Linked DNA regions of Homo sapiens: region 2 is linked to region 1. A link is a loop called in an ENCODE intact Hi-C map of the cell type or tissue named here. Cell type or tissue: spleen. All regions are shown on one strand. Links, peaks and the distances in the headings refer to the core of each region. The heading gives the core; the rest is flanking DNA. Region 1 overlaps GOT1-DT (GOT1 divergent transcript). Region 2 holds the start of NKX2-3 (NK2 homeobox 3).

Region 1 (2,912 bases), core at 150-2,649:
CTGCTGAGGCGGGTGGATCACTTGAGGTCTGGAGTTCTAGGCCAGTCTTGGCCAACATGGTAAAACACCATTTCTACTAAAAATACAAAAACTTGCCAGGCGTGGTGGCAGGCACATGTAATCCCAGCTACTCGGGAGGCTGAGGCAGGAGAATCACTTGAACCTGGGAGGCAGCAGTTGCAGTGAGCCAGGATGGTGCCACTGAACTCCAGCTTGGGCGACACAGCAAGACTCTGTCTCAAAAAAAAAGAATTCTGGATGAAAAAGTCCTAGAGATGTGTTGCACAACAATGTGCATATAGTAAACACTAATATACAGTATACTTAAAAATGATTAAGATGGTAAATACATGTTTTTTTACCACAATTTTAAAAAGAGTTAATTATGTCTTGTGGTTTATGTTTTTAATCAACCAACAAATATTTGAGTACCTAGATACCTTATTGTGGAGGATACCAAGAAGTGCAATTGATGGTTTCAGTTCTCAAGGAACTAGCAACCAAGTTGGGAGAAAATATTGAGTATACATAAAAGTTAATTAACAATCTCAGGCAATAGAATGATACCAAATGAGGAGAAGAGACATAAAGTCTTCTAGGCAGGAATCTTTTTGGGCTACAGTGATAGAAATATTCATTAGGTACTTAAATGGCTTTCAAACCATTTTAATACATATTTTCTAAATTGACCCTTTTAATAAATCTAGGAGGTATTATCTCCATTTAACAGATGAAATAAAAGCTCAGAGACTGTAATTTGCCCAACTTCACATGGCAGAGCTGGGAACTAGACTCAACGTCTTTCAGTGCTTATTCCTAGTGGGATTTATCTAAATTGGCATTGAAGATTTGCTGCCAAAAGAGTTTTCAGGGTTAAACAGAATCCAAATGTGCTAGGATTACCATGGTTTTGTATTTGCTAAAATTAGAATTATTCTGTCAGCTTGCTAAAGAGCATCAAGTAACTTTAGTAAAAAATAACAGATCATTTTTTCTTGCTGTTTACCGGTTAGGGAAACTCAAATCATACTGTGATAGAATGACGACGAGCATACAAGGCTTCAATTTCACTACTTATACACAGCCATTTAGCCAACTGCAGTCCCATGAAAGACATTCTTTACCCATCTTGTCTGACACCACTCCTTAAAGTCATAATACACATACTGTATTTGAGCTAGTTCTGACCTGACCCACGTATGACAGAGAGCAACACTAACACAGCAGAATAAAGGCAGTGAATAAGAATTTAGAAGCACTTATCAGGGCTAAGACTATATGAGTTACACACATTTTTTAAAACTACATCCTGCTATTTCAGTAGATTGACTTCTATCCAGAACGTGCAGGAGCATTAGGTCTGTTCATACAATAACCCTATCTGATTACCCAGGGTCAAGCTACTGTTTATCTTTACTAGACAGAACCCATATCCTGAGTGGGGGACCTCAAACCTTCCGTGTTTTTTGCATTACCTGGTGCACCACTTCCAGGTAATGCAGGCTCTGACATTCTTTATACATAATCACCTAAACCATAATAAAAATACTCCAATTTTTTGTTTTTTTTTAATGGTAAAAGTAAACACAGACACAGGGGTCAGGAGCTTTGCCTTTATTTTCCTTCTCAAGAGTGCTCAACATTTTGCAAAAGAAGGATAGTGCTGCCCTCTACTGCTCAATGTTGAAATATTATTAATAAACGAGGTTCCTACTAGCTTTGTGTACTAGATTACCACAATTTATTACACTGTTTTAAACGAACCCTTTAAGAGTTATTTAAAAGACTGTGTTCTTGGCAAACACATTGAATTTGTTTCCTTCATTATCTCTTCATATACCTTCATCTTGTACCAAAGAGTAGGATTTTAGGACACGACACAACCAAAAGAAGGACATTACAACTTTGGGGAAGAAAGCTTAACATGGCTCTAGAAGTAAGAGACTGTACTGGTGATCCATTTAAGGAGAAACGGGGCAAGGAGAGGAAATTTTCTTCTGACTTCAAGGTCTGTAGCCTTCCCATTCTTCTGTTATTTGGAGTGTCTTCATTTGTTTTTTTGCTAAGGCAATCCATTTCCTTCTTTCTGTTTCTTTGGAGAAGGCTGCTGCCCCAGGATGTGGAGAGAATAGTGTTTCTAAAACATTTTTCTATTCTTCAGAAAAAGATAATATAGCTATACAAAGGGCTATCATTAACATTTACATTTTAATTAATTATTAATAAAGTTGTCTTATTACCTTTAAATTGCCTTGAGATTTTATAGATCTCTACAAAGACTTCTTGGAGGGCTCTAGATATTTTGAAAATTGTGTTCTCTGTTTTCTTTTCCATTTGAAAAATATTTCGGAGTACATGCCTGCAAGGGGCCAGATCAGGCAGACTTCAAAGAGAGTTTGCCTAACCATTAGCACCCTACAGCAACCCAGGGACGAATTTCCTCATATGACAATAGTAAAAACAATAATTTCTATAACTGTGTTAAATGTGTGTATATCAACACTAAGCAAAATTCTTTTTAAAAGTAAATTACATATAAGAATATTAAAACTCAGACACATCAAGTAATTTACTCAAAGTTTCAAAACTATAAGAGGCAAAGCTAGAATTTGACTCCAGGCCCCAGCCTACGTACTGTTCTAGTATACCGCTAGTAATTTAATAAAAAAGCTAAACAAATCTCAAAGGCAAGTGCTTGTAAACAACATCTGTGATGATAATAACGGTCCCAGTTAATACCTGAGTACTAAGTGTCAAGTACAATTCAGTTTTGTATGAAATCATTTAATTAAATTAAATCATTTAATCCTCATAGCAATCCCATGAGGTAGAACTATTATTATTCCCAGATGAGGAAACTGAGGCATACAGAGGCAATCTAGTTCCAGAGGCCATGCTTTTAACCATTATGC
Region 2 (2,912 bases), core at 196-2,695, 97 kb before region 1:
CAAACTCGTTTGCATTCTACTCCACCAAGGATAACTGAAGGTGTGAGGCGTGTTGGTATGAGTGGGCCGGTGGGCATGGGTTGCGCGAAAATCTGTTCTGAGTGTAACGCTTGTGCATGGCTCAGGGACTTGTGTGTGTGTGTGGCTTATAAAAGACTACAAGCGAATGTTATGACGACATCTGTGTGCACTTTGAAAATGAAGTTTGATTGACTAGTTATAGACAGTTTCATGCCGATTTTCGGCTCTGGGAACTATGAGAGCATAGGCCTTGGCCTCTGCCACATCAAACCGCCTCTTGGGGAAAGACTGTGATTCTGTCCTCTTAAATACACTTCCTTGGGGACTTTATTTGATTATCCCATCTCCCTATCAATTCACTTCCCATCCGATGTGAGCAGCCAAGATCTCGGACTCAAGTTCGGCGCGTTTTCTATTAGGCCCGCAGCCTGGGACACAAAGCAAAACGTTACGGATTTTCAAAAAAGGCTGGCGCCTTAGGGATGTGAGAGCTATGGTCGCGCGGAATAGACATTGTTCCCACGCACTTTCCGATCATCTCCTCTCTCTCTACCGAGTGCCACGGGTTCAAGGACGCTGAGCTCCAAGCAGAGAAGGGAGGAAACCGCCCAGCTGGCCTCCACCAAAGTTCCTGCCCCTGCGGGTGCGAGAGACACAGGCTGCTTGGGCTGTCTTTTCGGAGAAGAAGGGGTGGCTGCCCTGGGCTAAGAGAACTCATCTCACCCTAGAGGGAAAACGAAAAAGGTCCAGGCTCCTGCCCTTTTTGGGGGAAGAGCCTTTTGGGGCGGGGGGAAGAGCAAAAATACTGCCAGTTATGAGGACCCAGGCGCTGAGCCCACGTCGCCTCTCAGCATCAGGGCAGCAGTAACCACCTTCCCTTCCCTCATTTCCCCCTTTTGGGGGGAGTAGTTGTCAGGGTCACCTCGTCCTTGTCTCTCCACCCCGGCTCCCTTGCAGGTACCTGCGCTTTGTGGAGCTGTCGGTGACCAGGGCGGAGGCATGGCCCCAGCCAAAGGGTAAAGGGATGGGCAGCTGCGCTGGCAAGGTCTGTGGGCTGTTTGTGTGCGCTCTGCCATTGCTCCAGGTGTGCGGGTGCGTTTTCTTTCCCCCTCTACTCACTTTGGCTCCGGTCCCTCACGACCTCGGGCTCCTCTTCATGTTCCTTGGGCTCGCTGCACGAGTCTCGCAGGACCGTGTGGACATAGCCCTGGGGACACAGCCCTGAATCCCCGTGGCCGTCTGCTGCGGCTAGTGAGTTCAAATAGGACAATTTCTCGCCCTCGTCTTCCTCGTCCTCCTCCCCTCCGTCAGAAAATTGCGTCCCCTCAGCGGCGGCCAGCATGCAGGGCGCAGAGTGGAAGTGGTGCTCCAAGTCCGCCTGCAAGTGCGCACCATGGAAGTGCTGGTGCTGCTGCTCCAGATTCAAAATGTCTTTGACTGAGAAAGGGGTGGAGGTGACCGGGCTTGGTAACATCATCAGGGCCACTTAATTGTCCAGTCCAAATAATAAATCCCGGCGGGGGCGGGGAGGCAGCGCGGCGGCTCCAGCTCTCCTCCTGGACTCCGCCGCTGCTGCCGAGTCGGGCTTTTGACAGACGCGGTCCCACTCCAGTCTAAATCGCCTCCATTGGCCGGGACCTGGGGGTCTGGGTTTTGTTACAGCCACTGCAGGGACTGGGGCCCGGGCTCCTAAGCCTCTGTCCGGGAGATTTGCGTCACGTTGGGGGGGCGGGGCTGGCGCCCCAACCTCCCTCCCTATAGGTTCTGGCTCATGTGGGCCACGCCCCCTGCTCTCTGCGAGTGGGATGTTGCGGCTCTACCAGAAATAGACAAGGACTAGTATAGAGTCCTGAAGTCCGAGACGCTGCGGGCGAGGCTGCACAGATCCGGTTCCTGAACCATTGATTCCCGCGTGGCTGCACCTTCCCGACCTAGGCCAGTTCTGGGAGGCTTGCTGTCCACGAACCAACGCCAGGGAAGGATGCCCCAGGAGTGTGTTTTTTTCAGCTGCTGCGCGGGGCAGGAAAACTTCCTGGCGGGTAAATACTGGGCGCTGGATCCACGAGGAGATGCAGTGTTTTATCTATCTATGGGTGGGCGACATGTCCTTTTTCAACTTGTTGCCTTTGCTCAAGCTTTCTCTCCACTTGGAACATGTTTCTGACACTTAGCCTCCACGAGTGGAAACTGTTCTCCAAGGAAGAGCTCCTAGATCGTCTAGCCGGAAGTCCCCTCTTTCAGGCTCTGAACCTGCAGCTTGTGTTAGCAAAGGACATGCATGTCACTTATCACTTCCCACTTAATTCTATAGCTGTATGTGCCTGCCTGGTCGCCCCAGTTAGACTGTAAGCTCCATGAGGGCAGTGTCCCGGGGTTGCTTTTGCCCTTGTATCCCTGGCAGCAGCCGCACAGAGCAGTATGTGAAAGGAAGATAGAGTTATGACTAAACTTTGGTATTCGACAGCTCTTGCTTGGCCTAGTCAGTGTGTGATCTTCGGCGTTTCTAAGTCTGTTTTCTCGTCTATAAAACGAAGGCAGTAATACCTTTTTTGGTTGTTGCTAGGGTTGAATGAGGCAAAACATGCCAGAATCTTAGTGCACGGCCTCACGCGTGTTAAGCGCTCAGTACGTGTCAACGACTGCTTTTCTGTATGGGAGGTCAAGCAGTGTTTGTTGACTGCATTGGTGGTGCGTGGCTGGAGTGTGGCACATACTGAGAGCAGGATCTGTCCTCACAAGGGAGGTGACCCAGCCTTGGCAGCCTTCTTTTCCACCTATTGAAATCAGGAGCCTGAATGTAGGCCTTGCCTCTCCGACAGGCTTTTAAAATTTCTCTACCTACACGCCTTCTGGCACCTTCATGAGGCCCTGGTTGTTTTCTGGGGGAGTCT

What was found. Hi-C counts contacts between places; a loop is a spot of excess contacts. Peaks named below come from ENCODE experiments on the same cell type or tissue, not always from the same donor. Only the 100,000 strongest peaks of a DNase experiment are listed, where the experiment ranks them.
Region 2: a loop joins it to region 1, with 2.8 times the contacts of the local background. A loop is called at or near these places in 22 of 110 quality-filtered maps.

The regions. Positions count from the first base shown.
Region 1 is chr10:99,434,952-99,437,863 of GRCh38, reverse strand. The region is part of intron 3 of GOT1-DT (GOT1 divergent transcript); the gene reads right to left. Among named protein-coding and RNA genes, the nearest start is that of GOT1-DT, 5.5 kb to the right of the region's middle. In spleen, for the core only: a CTCF peak has its summit at 1,701 (motif pointing left); no DNase peak of the experiment used is centred there; H3K27ac peaks cover 629 bases.
Region 2 is chr10:99,531,718-99,534,629 of GRCh38, reverse strand. It overlaps NKX2-3 (NK2 homeobox 3), which reads right to left and starts at 1,688. Exons shown (of 2, transcript NM_145285.3): 1 at 1,141-1,688. The coding sequence starts at 1,498. RefSeq lists an enhancer at 1,467-2,358. In spleen, for the core only: no CTCF peak of the experiment used is centred there; DNase peaks (open chromatin) are centred at 614 and 1,679; H3K4me3 peaks cover 2,500 bases; H3K27ac peaks cover 2,500 bases; H3K27me3 peaks cover 2,500 bases.